2 separate regions of the Homo sapiens genome follow, and region 2 is linked to region 1. A link is an interaction called in ENCODE POLR2A ChIA-PET data of the cell type or tissue named here. Cell type or tissue: Caco-2. All regions are shown on one strand.

Evidence for each region. ChIA-PET counts read pairs that join two places held together with the same protein. Peaks named below come from ENCODE experiments on the same cell type or tissue, not always from the same donor. Only the 100,000 strongest peaks of a DNase experiment are listed, where the experiment ranks them.
Region 2: POLR2A ChIA-PET joins it to region 1 with 5 read pairs; 2 of 35 experiments call an interaction of 5 or more read pairs at or near these places.

Annotation. Positions count from the first base shown.
Region 1 is chr2:47,608,311-47,613,310 of GRCh38, forward strand. It overlaps a transcript of MSH2 not described here. Among named protein-coding and RNA genes, the nearest start is that of KCNK12, 40 kb to the left of the region's middle. In Caco-2, no CTCF peak of the experiment used is centred here; no DNase peak of the experiment used is centred here.
Region 2 is chr2:47,696,734-47,701,733 of GRCh38, forward strand. It overlaps a transcript of MSH2 not described here. Among named protein-coding and RNA genes, the nearest start is that of MSH6, 84 kb to the right of the region's middle. RefSeq lists enhancers at 1-520, 1,610-2,154, 4,334-4,877. In Caco-2, no CTCF peak of the experiment used is centred here; a DNase peak (open chromatin) is centred at 2,118.

The sequences.
Region 1 (5,000 bases):
GCTGCCCGTGTTCAAGCGATTCTCCTGCCTCAGCCTCCCAGGTAGCTGGGATCACAGGCACCTGCCACCGTGCCTGGCTAATTTTTGTAGTTTTTAGTAGAGATGGGGTTTCACCATCTTGGCCAAGCTGGTCTTGAACTCCTGACCTCGTGATCCACCTGCCTCAGCCTCCCAAAGTGCTGGGATTACAGGCATGAGCCACAGCGCCCGGCCGCCATTTGAGAATAAAAACACTGCACTTTATAATGCTAGCACTGTTTCCACCCAAATCTGCCATCGTCCTTCTTCCAACCAATTGCCCTCCCTAAATCCTTTCTAGATAGACATTCCGTAGTCACACCACCCCTCGTATGAATGAGTTGATCAGGCCTTTCCCTTTGCGGGAGGCACAGCTTGCAGGCCCATTTTAGTTGCTGGGTCTCTGCATCTCAAATTCTGGGCATGAATATGGGTAAATTTTTCATCTGTGTCCTACATGCCTCTGTGCACATGCAACGTGCAGACTGTTCACCCCTTCCAGGCAGCTTTCAGACTTTGCTTCACTGTGATCAGCAGTGGGTATAAGGGATGGTGTGCATGTACAGATCCCAAGTACAGCATTGGCTTGGGGTCTCATGCCCTCTGGCTTGTTCCTTAGGCTTTCATAGGCCTACATAAGTGACTGATGTATTTCCTCTCTTTTTTTTTTTCGGGGTCTTGCTCTATTATCCAGGCTGGAGTGCACTGGCACCATTATAGCTCACTCCAGCCTTGAATTCCTGGGCTCAAGCTCCTCCTGCCTCAGCTTCCTGAGTAGTTGGGACTACAGGTGCCTGGCACCAAGGCCACCTTGTATTTCCCCTCTTGCCACCTTACCCTGAATGTGATCTGAGATCCAACAGTTTCTTTCCTGGCCATTTTATTTGTTCAAATTGTTAGGCTGTTACAAAAGATGCTACAATGATCATCTTTGTGCCTTCCATCTGTCATTGAAGTAACCTCAATGGGAGCCATGCAGACAGGGAAGGATGTTCAGAATCCAGTTGGATTTAAATATATTCAAGAGGTGTGGCCCCGACAGATTGGAAGAGCATAAAAAGAATTCAGAATAGTATTAAGCAGTCAATAGAGGACTTTTAATGCAGAGGGGAAGGATCTGGGTTGCTGGTGAGGGGCTGGTTTTGTAAACTCAAATCAGGCTTGATAATTGGGGAAGATATAAAAGGTAAGGAAGATATAACCCAGAGCACAGGCTGTGAGACCACCCCATTTGGAGGGTTTGAACTGGGAATCACAAAGTTTAGGCACAACTTCTACATAATCGGGCTCAAGTTATTTGTTGTTGTCATGAGAAAAATTTTCCTGGGTGTCTATAGCTCCAGATCTCATGACCCAGCCAAAAATATGGTCTATGAGCAACCCAGCCTAACAAGAGGGTCATCCAATTTGCTTGGAATGTTAATCCCAATTTCTTGCAATGGTAAAAATATTTTTTTTTCTTAGTGAATTAGAGTCTTTAACCCAGAGGAAGTTTACACTTAATTGTGGATATAGGCCAGGCTTGGTGGCTCACGCCTGTAATCCCAGCCCTTTGGAAGGCCAAGACAGGTGGATCACTTGAGGCCAGGAGTTCAAGACTAGCCTGGCCAACATGGTGAAACCCCTGTCTCAACTAAAAATACAAAAATTAGCCGGGCATGGCGGCATGTTCCTGTAATCCCAGCTACTCAGGAGGCTGAGGCAGGAGAATTGCCTGAACCCAGGAGGTAGAGGTTGCAGTGGGCTGAGATTGAGCCACTGCACTCCAGCCTGGGTGACAGAGCAAGACTCCATCTCAAAACAAAACAAAACAAAATTAATTATGGATATAAAAATGCAAATAAAAATAATAATATTACTAGTTTTTTAAAAATTAAGTTTAGGAATAATCCATGTATATTTGGTGTTCTTAAAGTGCTTGTTAAGAGTAATTAATAAGTTAGCCTCATGAGATGGTCTTTTCCTACCCCTCCCCTACAGTGCTTAAAACAATAACAGCATTAATTTTGCTCTCTTTACGTAGCAAAATTGAGGCCTGCCCAATTTCAAGGGGAAGAGAAATAAAGCCCCACTTCTTCTTAGGGGGCAGGCAATATTGTAGTGGTCCTCCAGGGCCATCGGCTTCCCCTGACATTCCCCTTGAGTCCCTTTAGGTTTTCATTAACCCCTTCATCAAGATGCTTCCAGCCTCCATTGCCACCTAGTCCCAAGTTGCATTCTTTGGGTTTCATTATGGTAGTATCCCACTTCCAGGTATCTAAGTCTATGTCAAGTATTAATTGCTGAGCAATAAACCATCCCCAAACATAGTAGCTCAAAACAACTAATTTTTCTCATGGGTCTTCAATTTGGGGGAGACTTGGTGGGGATAGCTTATCTCTGCCCCACACCATACTAACTGGAGCAGCTTGAAGGCAGGGGCCTGGGTCCTCTGGAGGCGCAATCACTCACCGATCTGGCAGCTGGTCCTGGCTGTGGACTGGAGCCTTAGCTGGGGCCTTAGCCAGCAAATCTATACCTACCTTCCCCATGTGGCCTGGGCTTCCTCACACCATGGTGGCTGGGTTCCAAGGGCATGCGTCCTGAGAGAGGCAGGTATAAGCAATATATCCTGTTATGGCCTAGAGTCATGAACTACACAGCATTGCTTCCAGCACATTCTGCACAGAAGTAGTCACGAAGGCCCAGCCAATTTCAAAAGGAGGGAAAACAGACTCTGCCTTTTGGTTGGGAAGCAGCAGTGTTCTAGAAGAACACGTGGGACCAAGATGTGGCCATTTTGAGAAATTGTAATCTGTCACAATTTTGTACAGGTCTGTCATCGGCTGTGACCTACCCTGGGGTGGAGGGTGGTGGGGGGTGAATACAAACACCCAGGTGCTTTCGGCTGAGAAAAGGATCTGCAGTAACTGAAAGGTTATCTTCTTAAGATAGTCACTGGTATGGGGTGTTCATAATAAAGGCATATAGAAGTTGAGGAAGAGATGCTCAGAAATACTCAAGGGTAGGTTTAGGGCTTATGGGAAGCATCACCAGTGTCTGCTACAGGATAGTAAAACAAAATACTAGGCCCAGCATGGTGGCTCATGCTTGTAATCCCAGCACTTTGGGAGGCCGAGGAAGGCAGATCACTTGAGGTCAGGAGTTCCAGACCAGCCTGGCCAACATGGCAGAACCCCGTCTCTACTAAAATTACAAAAATTAGCCAGGCATGGTGGTGGGCACCTGTAGTCCCAGCTACTCAGGGGGCTGAGGCAGGAGAATAGCTTGAACCCAGAAGGTGGAGGTTGCAGTGAGCTGAGATCGCGCCACTGCACTCCAGCCTGGAAGAGAGTGAGACTCCATCTCAAAAAAAAAAAAAAAAAAATACTGTTGGTTCAGAAGTCAGGCCCAGCTGTAGTGGTTCGCATCTGTAATTCCAGCTCTTTGGGAGGCAGAGGCAAGAGATCACTTGAGGCCAGGAGTTCAAGACCTTGCTATGCGCAACATAGCAAGACCCAGTCTCTATGAAAAAGTTTTAAAAATTAGCCAGGTGGTATGCGCCTGAAGGCTAAGATGAGAGAATTGCTTGATCTCAGGAGTCTGAGGCTGCAGAGAGCTATGATCATACCATTGTACTCTAGCCTGGATGACAGAGTGAGAGCTTGATTCTACAAAAAAAAAAAAAAAAAAAAAAGTCAGGGTGAATTATATTCCCTCATGTGATCACAGAAGGCAGAGAAGAGGGAACCCGACATCTCAGTCTTTCAGGAAACATTAAGTGACAGAAAATGTGAACCTGAGATCGGCTTGGTGCCCTGCTATAACTGAGAGCTGGCCTGACCCCGTGTGTCCATCTCTCAAATCTTTCTGGTCTCTTCCCACTGAAGGGATGGACCAGTGGCTCTCCACTAAATCATGCCATCATTTTGTCATAACTTGTTTTGATCCAACATAGAGTGTAAATCAATCATTTTGTTTTTACACATGGTCCCATATGCACGCAAAATAAGGAAGTCTTTATCCACTGAACATATTGTTTAAATAACAGCTACCAAAATACATTTAAAGATCTTTATTGGGATACTAAGACTGTAGCATTTTGGGTATGGTGAACTAGCTTCTCTGAGAAAACAATAGGCAAGATCTTTTTTCTAAGGGTGAGTGGGTGGAAGGACGGAAGGTGGGCATGAAGTAGCTAAAGAGCACATGCCCCAGCTGTTAAAGCCAGGGTGTTTAATGTATTAGGTAAGACGGTGCCATGGAATAGAATTTTCCACTATAAAATTTTTCACTCTATACCAAACCTAGAAGTTTTTCTCCTACTGCCAAAACCTCACAGTAAGGTGAGGATAGACCCCTCCACCATCACAGTGTGGCTTTGAGGAAGGAAGTGAGGCCTCACAGAGGGCAGGGAAGGAGTGGGAGCCATTTCTAGACACAGAAGACATCCTTTATTCTAAAAAGTGGTCTCCTAAGGAGTCTGCCACCTCCAGTTCTGACATCACAGGGAGATGAGCCTGCCAAGCTGCCTCAGTTTCCTCAATGCAATGGTGACGTGACTGGTCTGAAGAGACACTTAGTGGGGAAGGAACACTCAAGGATCACTTGTGCTTGGCTGTTTAATTTGCGAACCACACCTCCCAGCCCTTGCCAGGAGGACTGGACAGGCCATGGCGCTCACATGATCTGACAGAAATATCCAGTGGGCATTTCTAGAGGTGGTCAGGCTCCAGCCTCTTTAAGCGCCCAGGTCTGTGGCTGTGACCTCCATGGCTAGATGCTGCCTATTTCTCTTCTAGATCAAGGCTTTCTTCTCCTGGTCCATCTCAGAATCTTTAATGGAGATAATGTAATATACAAAGTACCTTCTTTGAGAAAATTGCTCATGTAATTCCTGGCCTCTGTCTCCTTGGAAAAATAATGAATGGTCCCAAACCATAAGAGAAAGCCATTGTACAACCTCAACACACATGTCTGGGCAGCCCTAAGGAGAAGGACTG
Region 2 (5,000 bases), 88 kb after region 1:
CATCACTATTACTTTTAATCGCAAAAACTGCAATTATTTTGCACCAACCTAATAGAACCTAAGATTGGTCTTTTGTTGTTGTTTTGTTTTTGTTTTTGAGACAGAGTTTCGCTCATGTTGCCCAGGCTGGAGTGCAATGGTGCGATCTCGGCTCACCACAACCTCCGCCTTCCAGGTTCAAGTCATTTTCCTGCCTCAGCCTCCCAAGTAGCTGGGATTACAGGCATGTGCCACCATGCCCGGCTAATTTTGTATTTTTAGTAGGCTAATACTAATTTTAGTATTTTGGTCAGGCTGGTCTCGAATTCCTGACCTCAGGTGATCCTCCCACCTTGGCCTCCCAAAGTGCTGGGATTACAGGTATGGGCCACTGCGCACAGCCAAGATTGGTCTTTTGAGATATCTTTTCAGGTTTTTGCATTTCTGACTAACGATGAACCAATGGCTCCACTGAGACCTGCTGATCTCTGCCACCTGGTCATGTGGCCCCACCCAGAAATAGGCTCCCTGGCCTGCCAAACTATCCTTAAAAACCCTAACCTCTGAATTTTTCAGGGAGATTGATTTGAGTAATAATTCAGTCTTCCACGTGGCGTGGCCAGCCTTGTATCTATTAAACTCTTTCTTTATTGCAATGCTGTGGTCTCAGTGAATTGGTTTTGCCTGTGCAGTGGGCAGGACGAACCCATCAGGTGGTTACACTTTCAGACTTTTAAAGGTGTCAGACTGAAACTGTTGTACTTGAGCGAGTTAGAGAAAACGCCACACTTGTAGACGAATTAAGAGTCTGTTTATTTAGCCAGCGGCCAAGAGACGGCTAACGCTCAAAGTTCTTTAGACCCCAAAGAAGGAGCTAAATTTTCTTTTATACTTTGGTTTAGAAGGGGAGGGGGGGGTCTAGTTAAAACAATTTTACAGAAGTAAAGTAGGCAAAAAAGTTAAAAGGATAAATGGTTACAGGAAAGTAAACAGTTCCAGGTGCAGGGGCTTTAAGACTATTACAAGGTGATAGACGCGGGGCTTTGGGCGTTATTAATCGGGCGTTATTAATGGGACGAATTCCTGGGAACTGCGGATATAGCTCACCACAGCATCTTATCAGTTCATTGCATTCTTGGATGTGCTGGGAGTCAGCTTGCACAGGTTAAGTCCTTGAGGAAGGGGCTGCCAGTGAAAGAGCCAAGATGGAGTCTGCCTGGCTCTCTTAGCTAAGGGAGAGTCAATTCAGGTGGAAACAAGGCTAGGTGATTAAAGGAAAGGGAGAGTCTAAAAACAGGGTTAGTAAAAACAAGGTTAGGCATTACAAAACTGCCTTTGCAAAAATCATAACTGAGGAAATTATGACAGTGAAAAAGGTCAGACCTCACTGATTCCACATTGCTTCTAGCCTCTAAGCTGTCTGTTCATTCCTGGGTGTAGGCTGAGCTAGTCTTGGGAAGGAATTTAGTTTATAGTTTAAACTCTGAACCAACAAAATTGACAATAGCACTTTCTGGAAAAAAACCCTTGCTTGCGTGGAGACCAGTCTGTCTTTGTAGGACTAACTTTCATGCACGTCCGTGTGAAGAGACCACTAAACAGGCTTTGTGTGAGCAATAATGCTTTTAATTACCTGGGTGCAGGCGGGCTGAGTCCGAAAAGACAGTCAGCGAAGGGAGATGGGGTGGGGCCGTTTTATAGGATTTGGGTAGGTAAAGGAAAAAGGGGGGTTGTTCTCTGGCGGGCTGGAGTGGGGGTCACAAGGTACTCAGTGGGGGGGCTTTTGAGCCAGGATGAGCCAGGAGAAGGAATTTCACAAGACAATGTCATCAGTTAAGGCAGGAGCAGGCCATTTTCACTTCTTTTGTGGTGGAATGTCATCAGTTAAGGCAGGAACCGGCCATCTGGATGTGTACGTGCAGGTCTCAGGGGATATGATGGCTTGGCTTGGGCTCAGAGGCCTGACATAATTAGCCACAAGATTAGAAATTATGATTTAGGAGCCATGCAGTCTCTGGCTGGAAGAGTCTCAACCTCCCCAAATTGCTTCTGGGAATAAGATCACTGTTGCAAAACCTAAGATCAGTGTTTGAGATATTTTGCAGACCCTGCATTCCAATGCAGCAGATGACACCACTCAGACTGCTAATCTGGCTCAACCAGTCCTGTGATCCCATCCAGGAACAGAAGTCAGCAAGAACTCACTTCAACCCCCTGTAATTTTATCTTCAATCCGACCAATCAACACTCCCTACTTCCTGAGCCCATACCTGCCAAATAATCCTTAAAAACGCTGATCCCTGAATGCTCAGGGAGACTGATTTGAGTAATAATAAAACTCCAGTCTTCCACACAGACGGCTGTGCATGAATTACTCTTTCACCATTGCAATTCCGCTGTCTTGATAAATTCGCTCTGTCTAGGCAGTGAACAAGGTGAACCCACTGGGTGGTTACAAGACTCTCAGTTAATCTTTCCTAGATTCAGAGAAGGGAAGGCTTTAGAGGAAAGAGAAAATGCAGAGAAAAATGGCTGCATTAACGCAGATTTTCTCTACAGATGCAAATCTTCCGCACAAAAGACAGCTTTGCAGGGCTGCTTCTGTTTGCAGGCCCTCTGAACAGCCATCTCAAAACATGTCAAAGAAGTATATCTTGGGGTGAGATATTTTAATTTCCTTCCTATACATGGGAAATAGCCCAGAGAAAATGTGTAACTCTCCAAGAGGTAGCTTAGAATTCAGGCTTATATTGCATCTTCAGCTAAAAATCAAAGGAAAAAAGTATGGGGGATGCTGGTTATAAGGATATGACCAGGAAAAGCATGGTAAACAAAATTAAAGTTTATCATGCAGATTTAATTTGGTGCCTTCTCCATTGAAAAGAGTTTCCTATGATTTAGTTACCCTTCTCTTCCTGGTGCAGAGAGGGAGACACCCTTACAAATGGAGATTTTCTTTATAGATGTAAATTTCCCTTACAAAAGGGTAACTTCTACTCTGTTTTTAGAGCTTCTCCTGTGTCTGCTGTTTCTCAAAATAATCAGCTCAAAATAGCCTTTATGCCAAAGAGGCATATTTTGGGGTGGCACATTCTGGTCTCCTACACTACCCATTTAAATATTGTCCTTTACCTCCCATTATAGCCTTCATTTTTTGTATTAAATATATTTACTTTTATGGAGATAGTAGATGGTATAAATTTTCTGTTTTTACTTGACAGAGTAAACCTTGCCAACCTTACTGAGAAAGTATACTTCTCAAAAAGTTAAAAAAACATGAATCTCATGCAAATAAAAAAATGAGCACATGTCACATGTTTAGTTAACTCATTAATGAAGGAACCAGCAAAATGGTAAGGCTAGTTCAAAGAGAATTAAAGAGAGTGAAGCCTTTATAGCGGCTAAAGGAAAGAATGTTTGCAAAAGTTTGCCAATTTAGATACAAAACTGGATAATTTTTTTTCTTTTTGAAACTGAGTCTCACTATGTCACCCAGGCTGAAGTGCAGTGGTGCAATCTCGGCTCACTGCAAACTCTGCCTCCTGGGTTCAAGCGATTCTCCTGCATCAACCTCCCAAGTAGCTGAGATTACAGGCACCCACTACCATGCCCAGCTGATTTTTGTATTTTTAGTAGAGATGGGTTTTCACCATCTTTGCTAGGCTGGTCTCAAACTACCAATCTCAGGTGATCCACCGCCCCCTCTGCCTCCCAAAGTGCTGGGATTATAGGCATGAGACACTGTGCCAGTGAAAACTGGCTTATAGTCTACATTAACTGTCACCTTTGGGATTGTCTTCTCTAAAGGACAGAAATAATCAGCATCTGTATAGGACAAAATTAATTTAAATTCCTACTCGTTTTCTACCAGCTAGTCTTCTAGTTAAATACTGTACTCAATAGATTAGCAATTCAAACGAAGGCACATACCCCTAGCCGATCAGATAATCCTTGGGTATGTTTACTAGACAAAGCCCAGTAGCACCCTGAGAAGAAAGGTAGTAATCCCTTTTCCCTATTTCCAAGTTTTGGAAATCTTTCCTTAATGTGCTTTTGGTCACCTAATGGTATTGAGTTTTCTTTGTATCTTTCTTTGTTTGTTTTATTTTTAAATTTTACTGATCCACCCCAAAACTTTAGAACTATTCACTCTAGGAAATGTTTTACATAAGATTTTATTGAAGAAAAATAAAAGTAGCTGGGCATGGTGGTACATACCTGTAATCCTAGTTATTTGGGAAGCTGAGGCAGGAGGATAACTTGAGCCCAGGAGTTTGAGACCAGACTGAACAATAGAGGGACCATGCCTAAAAAAAAAAAAAAAAAAAAGGGAGAGGGAAGAAACATCAAATAAAAATGTTTACAAGAGGCATTTTCTTTTTTTTCCTTTTTTTGAGACAAGGTCTCGCTCTGTCACCCAGGCTGGAGTGCAGTGGCGTGACGCCAGCTCACTGCAACCTCCGCTTTCTGGGTTCCATGCCCGGCTAATTTTTTTGTATTTTTTTTTTTTTAGTAGAGATAGGGTTTCACCAGGTTGGCCAGGCCAGTCTTGAACTCCTGGCCTCAAGTGATCCACCCACCTCAGCCTCCCAAATTGCTGGAATTACAGGCGTGAGCCACCATGCCTGGCCTTCAAGAGGCATTTTCTACTCATTCAATATGAAAAATAGCTTTATTGTATCTCTTGGAAACAGTATATGTTCTCACAACTTTTATAACCTCCCTTGTAGAGTAGAGAAATATTAATGGCAAAATTGACTCTCTTTTTAATCGCTGAACCTATTTAAGAAGGACTTTCTAGGCCGGGTGCGGTGGCTCACGCCTGTAATCCCAGCACTTTGGGAGGCCGAGGCAGGCGGATCATGAGGTCAGGAGATCGAGACCGTCCTGGCTAACATGGTGAAACCCCGTCTCTACTAAAAATACAAAAAATTAGCCGGGCGTGGTGGTGGGCGTCTATAGGCCCAGCTATTCTGGAGGCTGAGGCAGGAGAATGGCATTAACCCAGGAGGCAGAGCTTG